3 separate regions of the Homo sapiens genome follow, and regions 1 and 2 are each linked to region 3. A link is a contact called in ENCODE Hi-C data. All regions are on one chromosome and are shown on one strand. The core of a region is the stretch at or near the end of the contact, and the rest is flanking DNA. Distances in the headings are between cores, read along the strand shown. Region 1 has its middle 54 kb from the start of TMEM242. Region 2 overlaps ARID1B (AT-rich interaction domain 1B). Region 3 has its middle 88 kb from the start of ARID1B.

Evidence for each region. Hi-C counts contacts between places; a loop is a spot of excess contacts on that map. Pooled maps may share reads with other maps.
Region 1: a loop to region 3 is called in a map of heart left ventricle, with 5 times the contacts of the local background. The contact joins two enhancer-like sites. A Hi-C loop is called at or near these places in 11 of 168 maps with a recorded cell type or tissue (B cell, CD8-positive, alpha-beta T cell, ascending aorta and 6 more), 6 of 37 single-sample maps with no recorded cell type and 31 of 50 pooled maps.
Region 2: a loop to region 3 is called in a map with no recorded cell type, with 5 times the contacts of the local background. The contact joins two enhancer-like sites. A Hi-C loop is called at or near these places in 14 of 37 single-sample maps with no recorded cell type and 4 of 50 pooled maps.

Annotation. Positions count from the first base shown.
Region 1 is chr6:157,268,061-157,270,760 of GRCh38, forward strand. No RefSeq gene overlaps it. Among named protein-coding and RNA genes, the nearest start is that of TMEM242, 54 kb to the right of the region's middle. RefSeq lists an enhancer at 1-27. Within about 2 kb of position 1,356, at least 23 of the 41 ENCODE cell types and tissues checked have a DNase peak (open chromatin) inside an H3K27ac peak, as active enhancers do; they include ascending aorta, where a contact is called at or near this core.
Region 2 is chr6:157,202,197-157,204,896 of GRCh38, forward strand. It overlaps ARID1B (AT-rich interaction domain 1B), which reads left to right. Exons shown (of 20, transcript NM_001374828.1): 19 at 1,670-1,800. Among named protein-coding and RNA genes, the nearest start is that of TMEM242, 120 kb to the right of the region's middle. Within about 2 kb of position 1,277, at least 2 of the 41 ENCODE cell types and tissues checked have a DNase peak (open chromatin) inside an H3K27ac peak, as active enhancers do.
Region 3 is chr6:156,687,474-156,690,347 of GRCh38, forward strand. No RefSeq gene overlaps it. Among named protein-coding and RNA genes, the nearest start is that of ARID1B, 88 kb to the right of the region's middle. RefSeq lists an enhancer at 1-389 and a silencer at 1-52. Within about 2 kb of position 1,343, at least 8 of the 41 ENCODE cell types and tissues checked have a DNase peak (open chromatin) inside an H3K27ac peak, as active enhancers do; they include ascending aorta, where a contact is called at or near this core.

The DNA of each region.
Region 1 (2,700 bases), core at 106-2,605, 580 kb after region 3:
AACATGATCATTGTCATAATTTGCATCCGCCCGGTGCTGAAACGAGCATTTTTTTTTTTTGAGAGGGAGCCTTGCTCTGTTGCCCAGGCTGGAGTGCAGTGGCACAATCTCAGCTCACTGCAACCTCCACGTCCTGGGTTCGAGCGATTCTCCTGCCTCAGCCTCCCAAGTAGCTGGGATTGTAGGCGTGAACCACCTAGCCCAGCTAATTTTTGCATTTTTAGTAGAGATGGGGTTTTACCATGTTGGCCAGGCTGGTCTCAAACTCCTGACCTCAGGTGATCCGCCCCCCTTGGCCTCCCAAAGTGCTGGGATTATAGGTGTGAGCCACCGTGCCCAGCCTGAACTGCATGTTAAGTCTCTTATCTATAAATACTCCAAGTAGCCCAGTGAGGTAGGTGTATCCCTACTTGACAGGGAGGACAGTGGTGCGCAGAGAGGCTGGCACGAGGAGGCAGTGGCAGCCTGGCCTGGGACTGTGCTCTGAGCCACTCGGTCAGGCTGTTGCTTCGCGAGGTGTGGACATGAGCTGCCACTTCACTCCCATGCACACTACAAACCAATGGGCCCCGTGGGCCCCACACATCACTCACAAGGTGCAGCATGACAAGCCTAGGTTGGGAGTGATGGATTCATTCTCCAGAGAACAATGACATCCCATAAGAATCCCACCTGAGTTCCTCCCCCAAGGAGCCATTTCTGTTCCCTGAGGGGTGAGGTGCAGAGTGGGGATGACCCTTGCACCCCAAGTGTGTGAGGAAGAGGATGAAGCTCCTCTTGTCTCAAAACTACAGAGAGTTGAGGACAGAGAACTCCTCTGAGACCAGAATAGGACGAGAAAGAGGGATTTTCCATCTACTCCACAACAGAAGGCCTGGGCCAGGGTCATGACGAGTCAGGGCCAAGACCCCTTGACCATGGGCCAAGTTTCCAGAGAGAACACAGCCAACCCTGCAGGTTCTGAAGAAAATGAGGCTGTGCTTGAAGATTGCTCTCGCTCAACCCGAACCCCGACTTGCCTAGTGGACTTAGTCAGCTGGCAGCAGACACTCAGAGTGTGAGGGGCCGTGGCTTGCATGGCCATCTATTCACTCACAGGCTATTGTTGTTAGAAAAGAATTTGCAATAGGATATGTGCAAGCAAAACACAAAAGATGTAAAATATATTTACAAGACCCAGGAGAGTGGTTAGAAACAAAATCAAGAGAAGGATAAAACGAGAATGCAAATAGGCAAGCTGTAGGAAGCCGCCTGAGGTCCCTGGCCAGCCCGCACGTTTGGTTTTGAGATTCCTCATTGCAGGAGTGAAAAGAGATCCGGTCAGGATCCAGACGCCTGTGCTTTCCAGTCTCCCTGGTTCCTGGCTCCCGAGGCTGTCTCTGCAAGGGCCTTTCCAGGTCAGAAGTCCTGCTTTCCGTCTGTTCTCACAGGAACCTCCCCTCCCACGCATTCCCTTCCTGTCCTCATTTTTCTGGCCCTTCTCTGGATTTATTTTCAGAAGCCTTTTCTTCTGAAGCTGCAGGGACAGCACAGAAGAGTCCAGGTTCCAGCGTTCCCAGGCCCCTCCCTGCCGTGGTAAACCAGGCTGAGCTCGGCCCTTCCCCACTGGCCTGGCCTGCCTTCCCGGCTGGGTGTGGGCCAGCGGCCAGGATGGGAAGCCCATGTGGAAAGAGATCTGTGTGCACCTCGAAGCAGCCAGCATCAGCCGGAGTGGAGCCCTGGCTTCTCCTTCAGAGTTAAGGGACTCATGACCTCCCTCATTACCCTTGGCTCATTTATAATCAGCTTTCCCATTATCTTGCAGTGAAGCCCTCCCAGAATCACATTAATTGCCTGTAACTGCTGCTGGGTGGTTCATTTATTTTTTCTAATTTACAGGATCCAAATGGTTTAACCCCAATTTTATTTTAAAACTTTGGGGGTTTTGTAAACTTCAGAGGCACTAAGGCTGAAGTGGCCAGACACAGACTCACACACATCCATATGCACACACATTATCACACGCACCATGGCACAAGCCAGGCAGGCCTTTTGGGTGAGACACGGGGGAGTCAGGCAATATGATCTGAGGGGCTGATATGTAACCAGCACTCCCACCATCACCACCAACAGCATCACCACCACCAACACCATCAATATCAATACTACCAACAGCATCACCACCACTACCACCATCACCATAACACCACCAACACCAACACCATTACCACCACCAATGACACCAACACCATTACCACCACCACCACCCTCACCAACACCAACACTAAACCATCACCACCAATACCAACACCACCACCAATACCAACACCACCACAATACCATCACCAACACCATTACCACCACCACCATCCCTACCACCACCATCATGACCACGATCACCATCACTGCCCAAGCCATCACTACCATAATAGCCATCACCAACAACATCATCACCACCAACACCAGCAGCAGCACCATTGCTACCACCACCATTGCCAGCACAACCACCACCACCATCAACACTAGCACTATCACTGTCACCACCACCATCACCACTATCACCATCATCACAACACCAACTCTATTACCACCACAAACACCATCACCACCACCACCATCACCACCACTACCATCATCACCATCAACACCATTACTACCACCACCATCACCAATAATATTATTACTCCTACTACCAACAACACTAACACCACCACTTCCACC
Region 2 (2,700 bases), core at 27-2,526, 510 kb after region 3:
CCTCTGTGGGATGTTCTGAATACTAATCAGAGGTCTGGACTATCTGGAAGTACACACAGGGTTTCTGCATTATTTTTGAAGTACTTTTAACACAGGAAGGAAGATAATAGATCTGAGTTATATTAGGAAAAATTACTCAAAAAATATCAAGAACAAATTGACTTAAAATCTTTTTCAGTGATTAGAAAATTAAAGATATTAATAATTTGAAAGACATCAATCACTGGACATTAAGGAGATGTAGATTGAGAGACCAGGGCAGGAGAATCACTTGAACTCAGGAATTCGAGACCACCCTTGGACAACCTAGCAAAACCTCGTCTCTACTAAAAAGAAAAAAAATTAGCCAAAAGTGAGATTCATTTCTGTAGTCCCAGCTATTCAGGAGGCTGAGGTAGGAGGATCACTTGAGCCCAGGAGATCAAGGCTTCAGCAGTGACTGTGCCACTGTATACACACACACACACACACATATTCCTTTATATATATCTATCCATTTATATATAATGCATGTGTATCTATATCCCTTTATATATATATATAGATAGATATAAATATAGATATATAGATATATATAGAATATGTGTGTGTGTGTATTTATATGGGGTTGCAGAGGGAGAGAAGGAGACACAGACACTGAGCACCATTTTATATATAGAAATATATACACACACACACACGTGTATTGTGTGTTTATGTGTGTATATGTATGTTTAAATAAATACATCTAAATTTTCTAAAAATCTCCCAGTGCGGGTTATATAGCATTTGTCTTCAACCTAGGGAAATTTACATGTTTATTTTTAAAAGTAATTTTGATTTTTTTATTGTAAAAACAGTATGTAGCTATCTTAGAAAATTTTAAAACAGATAAAATAAAAGTGGAAAAGCCACGGTGTCTCCCCCTCATGCAATGATTCTTGGTGCCTGGAGAATGCCCCCAGCCTCCAGGCAGCTCCAGGGATCTGGCCGAGCTGGGTCTCATGGCAAATCTTCCAAACTTTCTACCTGATCATTTTGTTTCCTTCAGTAGCAGGAATAGGGAAAACAACAAATTACTTCCCATTCTGTGGCTCCAGCCATACTCCTGAGAAATCTGAGCCATCAAAGTGCTAATATTTATCACAGCATGTTCTGAGGGCAGGAGCACAGGACTAGAGGAAAGCAGCCTGGGAAGCCAAGGCCGTGTGTCTGAGGAGGCTGTCTTGGAGTTAAATTTTGCTTCCATGTTCTGCATACTTGGCGGCCTTCCAGGACGCCACCTTGAGACACTCGTGAGTGGTGAAGCCAAAAGAAGACAAATACCACTTTTGGGTTTGACTCATTTATTAAAAGCTCTGATACCACATTGCAGACTCTGTAGGGTGGCTGAAAGAAATAACCCGGCCATGAGAAAGGACCATCTGTGCTCAACCACTCCACCTCCAGAAGCACTTTCGGCCCCTGCGTGACCAACAAAGCGAGATCTGAAACCACAAAAGTTTCTCGTTACAGCTATGGCCTCCATTTAAAATCGGAAATGATCACGCTTAACTGTCCTTGAGAGCATTTGTTTAAAGTCAATATTTAACTTAACACTCCACTTATTTTTTCTTACTCTTTCGTTAACTTTCGTTCTTTCATGCATAGAGTCAACATTCATGATATCCTTGTTCTTCCCCATCTTCAGTTACTCCTGAGGCGTGGCGTGTGATGATGTCCCTTAAATCAGGTCTTTTGGCTGAGAGTACGTGGGCTTTGGACACTATTAATATTCTTCTGTATGATGACAGCACTGTTGCTACTTTCAATCTCTCCCAGGTAAGCCAGCATAGTCCAACTAACAACCAAATTAGGATAGGAGAGCATCAGGCCATGCACATTTGTGCTTGAACTAATGCCTGAGTTGATGAGCACTGACCGTCCAACACTGTTAATCACTGCAGTTGTTATCAACCAGCCTTAATCAATGTAGAGTTATCTGGGATAATATTCACTGTAGTCTTTAGTGTGTGTACACACACATACCTCTATTTCTTATGAGAGAACAGTGACTGTGTGTGTATGTGTATATGGGATAGATGACAGTAGTAACATTAAATTGTTCAGAATGAATATTAGCTGGCCAATGGGAAGAAATCAAAATGTAACATTAAGTTGTGACTGGAGTCAGCATTGGAAACACAGTTGGTTGCAATGGGACATAACCCTGCTTTCCAGGAGGACTTGACATCTTCTTTTCATTAAAAAGATATTCAAGATTTAGAAATTTTATATTCTATACATTTATAGAATGTATAAATATATATAGAAGGAGAGAGAGCAGTTTAATGAACCCCCATGTACCTGTCAGTCAGCTAAAATAGTTATGAACTCATGGCTAAACTTACTTCTTAGTCTATGCTCTCTCATTTCTGCCTCTCTCCAGGTTATTTTGAAGCAGTCATGTAAAAGCCTACTACTTTTAATGAGCTTAAACCCCTCCTTTGTTCAGAGGTAGGCTTCAGGTAGCTTCCAGCATAATAGCTAGAAGAGAGGAGCACTGAAGTTTGGGGAAAATGCCCGAGTCCACTGGGCTATAGACTTTTAAAGAAATATTTAGAAATAAAAAATGGAAAAAGGTCATTTTCCCTATAGTATACAAACAACTCTCTACTTTGAGTGCAAAAACTAAAACACTTAATTTCCTTGCTTCTAAGGAAATAAGACCAGAATCTTCTA
Region 3 (2,874 bases), core at 93-2,592:
CGGCGCCAGCCTCCGGCTCGGCGAGCGCGGCGGCGGGCGGGCCGCAAAACCTGGGCCGGAGCCGGGCGCGGAGCGGGCGGCGCCGCGGAGTTTGGGCGGCAGCGCGGCCCGGCGAGGAGCTGGAGAAGCCGGCGGCAGGGGGACGCGCACGCCGAAGAAAAGCCCCTCTCCCGCGTCCCTCACTCGCTCCTGGAGGCCGAAGAGCGGGGCTCGCGATGCCGGTGCAAGATTCCCAATCAGGCCTGGGAGGAAATGGATGCAATTAGGGCACACCCCCGTCCCGCAGTTGCCAGGAGCCTGAAGATCTATGACCGACTTAAGCCATTTCTGGAAAAGTCATATTTTCCAGGCTTTCGTGAAATACTCATTGCTCCTATTCTAAATCTGGAGGCGAATGTGCATCTATTTCAGGGGGAATGAAAGATGTGAAAAGTAGACTGGGCTCCGGGAAATGTGGGTAATGGGACTGGACCTGCGCCTGGGGTCCGCCCACCCGTCATCTCCCGGGAGCCCCCCGACGTGTGCCATTAAGCATAAGGCGCGTTAAGCGCTGCCACAAAGTCCCGAAAAGGCGAATTAAAAAGGATCACTTCTCCCTCAGGATCTTGATTTTTACTAAGGGAAAACGTGCGTTAAAGAAAAGCCAGCGAGCGCTGGCGTGGCCCTGTCATTATCTTGGCGTCTCTGCTGACCTCCATTTCAGCCTGGACTACACTGGGTTCCAGTTCTGTTTTCCTATTTCCCCGGACTCCTAGAGGGTGGATACCAAGGCTGATTGTTGTCTGTTCTGCCCCAGCCCTCCAGGGTACACCATAGGTGCTCAGTAGATGACTCCTGAGTATATATTGGAGGTGATAGTAAAATGCTACCAAGCACAGAGGAAAGAACAGTTAAAGGGTCAGACGGTGCTTTGTGAAAGGCCAGGCATTTGAGCTGGATTCTGAAGACCAACTCTAGATGACAGTAAAGGCCACTCCAGGTTGAGGGAACAACATGAGCAAAGCAGGGAACCTACAATGAGTAGGAAAGTGATGAATCTGCATAGGGGGTTACTCAGGGGGCATAGAAAAGGAAGCCAGGAAGCCACTGAATACCTTGCCACACAGGTAACAGCCAGGAAAAGCACAAAACATGCTGTTCAGTGGTTCTGGAATATGGGCATGCAAATATATAATAAAATAAGCAATGTGGATATACAAAAACAAAAGTAAAAAGAAAAACAGGACAGTTTATTGGGGAATTTCAGAAAAAGTACATGAAACAAAAAAGAAATGTCAAGGAAAATCCCTGGCCTGAAACTCCCAGAACAAAACATTTAATACCATTTGTGGGGGCTCTTTATGAAAGAGGGAGAAAGAAAAGAGGTAACAAAGAGGAACTAGTGTTTTGATTAAAGATCTTTGACCATAACAATGCGAAAGCATAAGGTCTCTTATCATAAGAGACCTGTGTCTTATCCTGTATCATAAGACACAGGAGATTTTAGACATCACTGTTAAGAAAGAGCTGGAACTCAGAATTAACAAGAGAAGAGGGAGAGATTAAACAGAAGATAAATGTGGATCATCAAGGAATTTTAAATTGTAGCACAGTCACTCAATAGAGTATTATGCAGTCATTAAAACTGCAGTGTATTTATTGGAAGGATGTTCACAACCTATTGTTATGTGAAGAAACAAGTTACAGATGAGCAGATCTGGAGGGACATACTTAAAATGTTAGCAGCGGCTCTCTCTTGATGTTTTGATTGTTAGTGATTTTTCGCTTTCTCCTTCATGCCTGTATTACCTGAATTTTTACAATGAGCAATTAATAAAACAATAAATGAACACAAGATTAAGCAAAGTTTTAATCTTGTGAAAATGTATGTGAGTTTTCTGTTGTGAAACTGAAATGATGTCTGTGGCATTGGAAATCCTCAAGGCAAAGAAGGAAAGAAGAGAGCCTCCCGAGTCATACTAATCAGAGGCCTGCACACGTGCTATTTGGTACTCTCTGTACCATCTGGCTCAAGCTACTTCAAGACCTGTCTGGGCCTCAGCAACCTGATCTCGAAATGAAGGGAATATTAGCATCTACCTAACAAGTGGCTATGAAGACCAGAAATGATATCTGTAAAACGCTTAGTGCTCAGACCCCACGAGGCGCCCAGGGCTCCGTGAGTGGAAGCTCTCATAGGAGCAAAGAGCATAGGCTTTAGAAAATGCCTTTCTTCTGGGATCCTTCCTTTACCACTGTGGTGGTCATTAGAGCTGTCTGCAAAAATTCCTCCTCTCCCTTTGAGATAATAAGAGTGTACTTCCTTGGCCCTCTGAAGTTACAGGTACCATGTGACAGCCTCTGGCCAACAAAATAAACAGAAGTAACATGTGCCAGCATTGAGCACTTTGCGGTCTTCTCCTTTTCCACTTGCATGACAACCAGCAGTGTCCTGGTAGTGTCTGCCGAGGTCCTAGATTGAGGAAGAAGCCTCCAGAGACCTTGGTAGACATTTAGCAGGAGGGAGGAATAAATCTTTGATATTGTAAGCCACTAAGATTTGGGAGCTCTTTGTTATCAAAGCTCAGTTTAAGTCACCCTGACTGACACAGCTACTTACTAGTTTCGTGACCTTGAGAAAGTGACCTACCTGCTCCAGTTTGCCATCTATTCCCCTGAAAATCTAGGTGTTAGCATTCCTACTCCATAGGGTTGGAGGGCAAAATGAGCTCCATATCCAAAGTGCTTGGCACATCCTGGCACCTGTTAAGTATACATGGAATGACAGGAACTGTTACCATTTAACACGCTGGCTTCTCTCCCCATCTCTTAAATGGGAGCAGGTGTCAATGCCGAGGGGATCATCTGATGCTTCCATCTTGTCTTCCTACCATT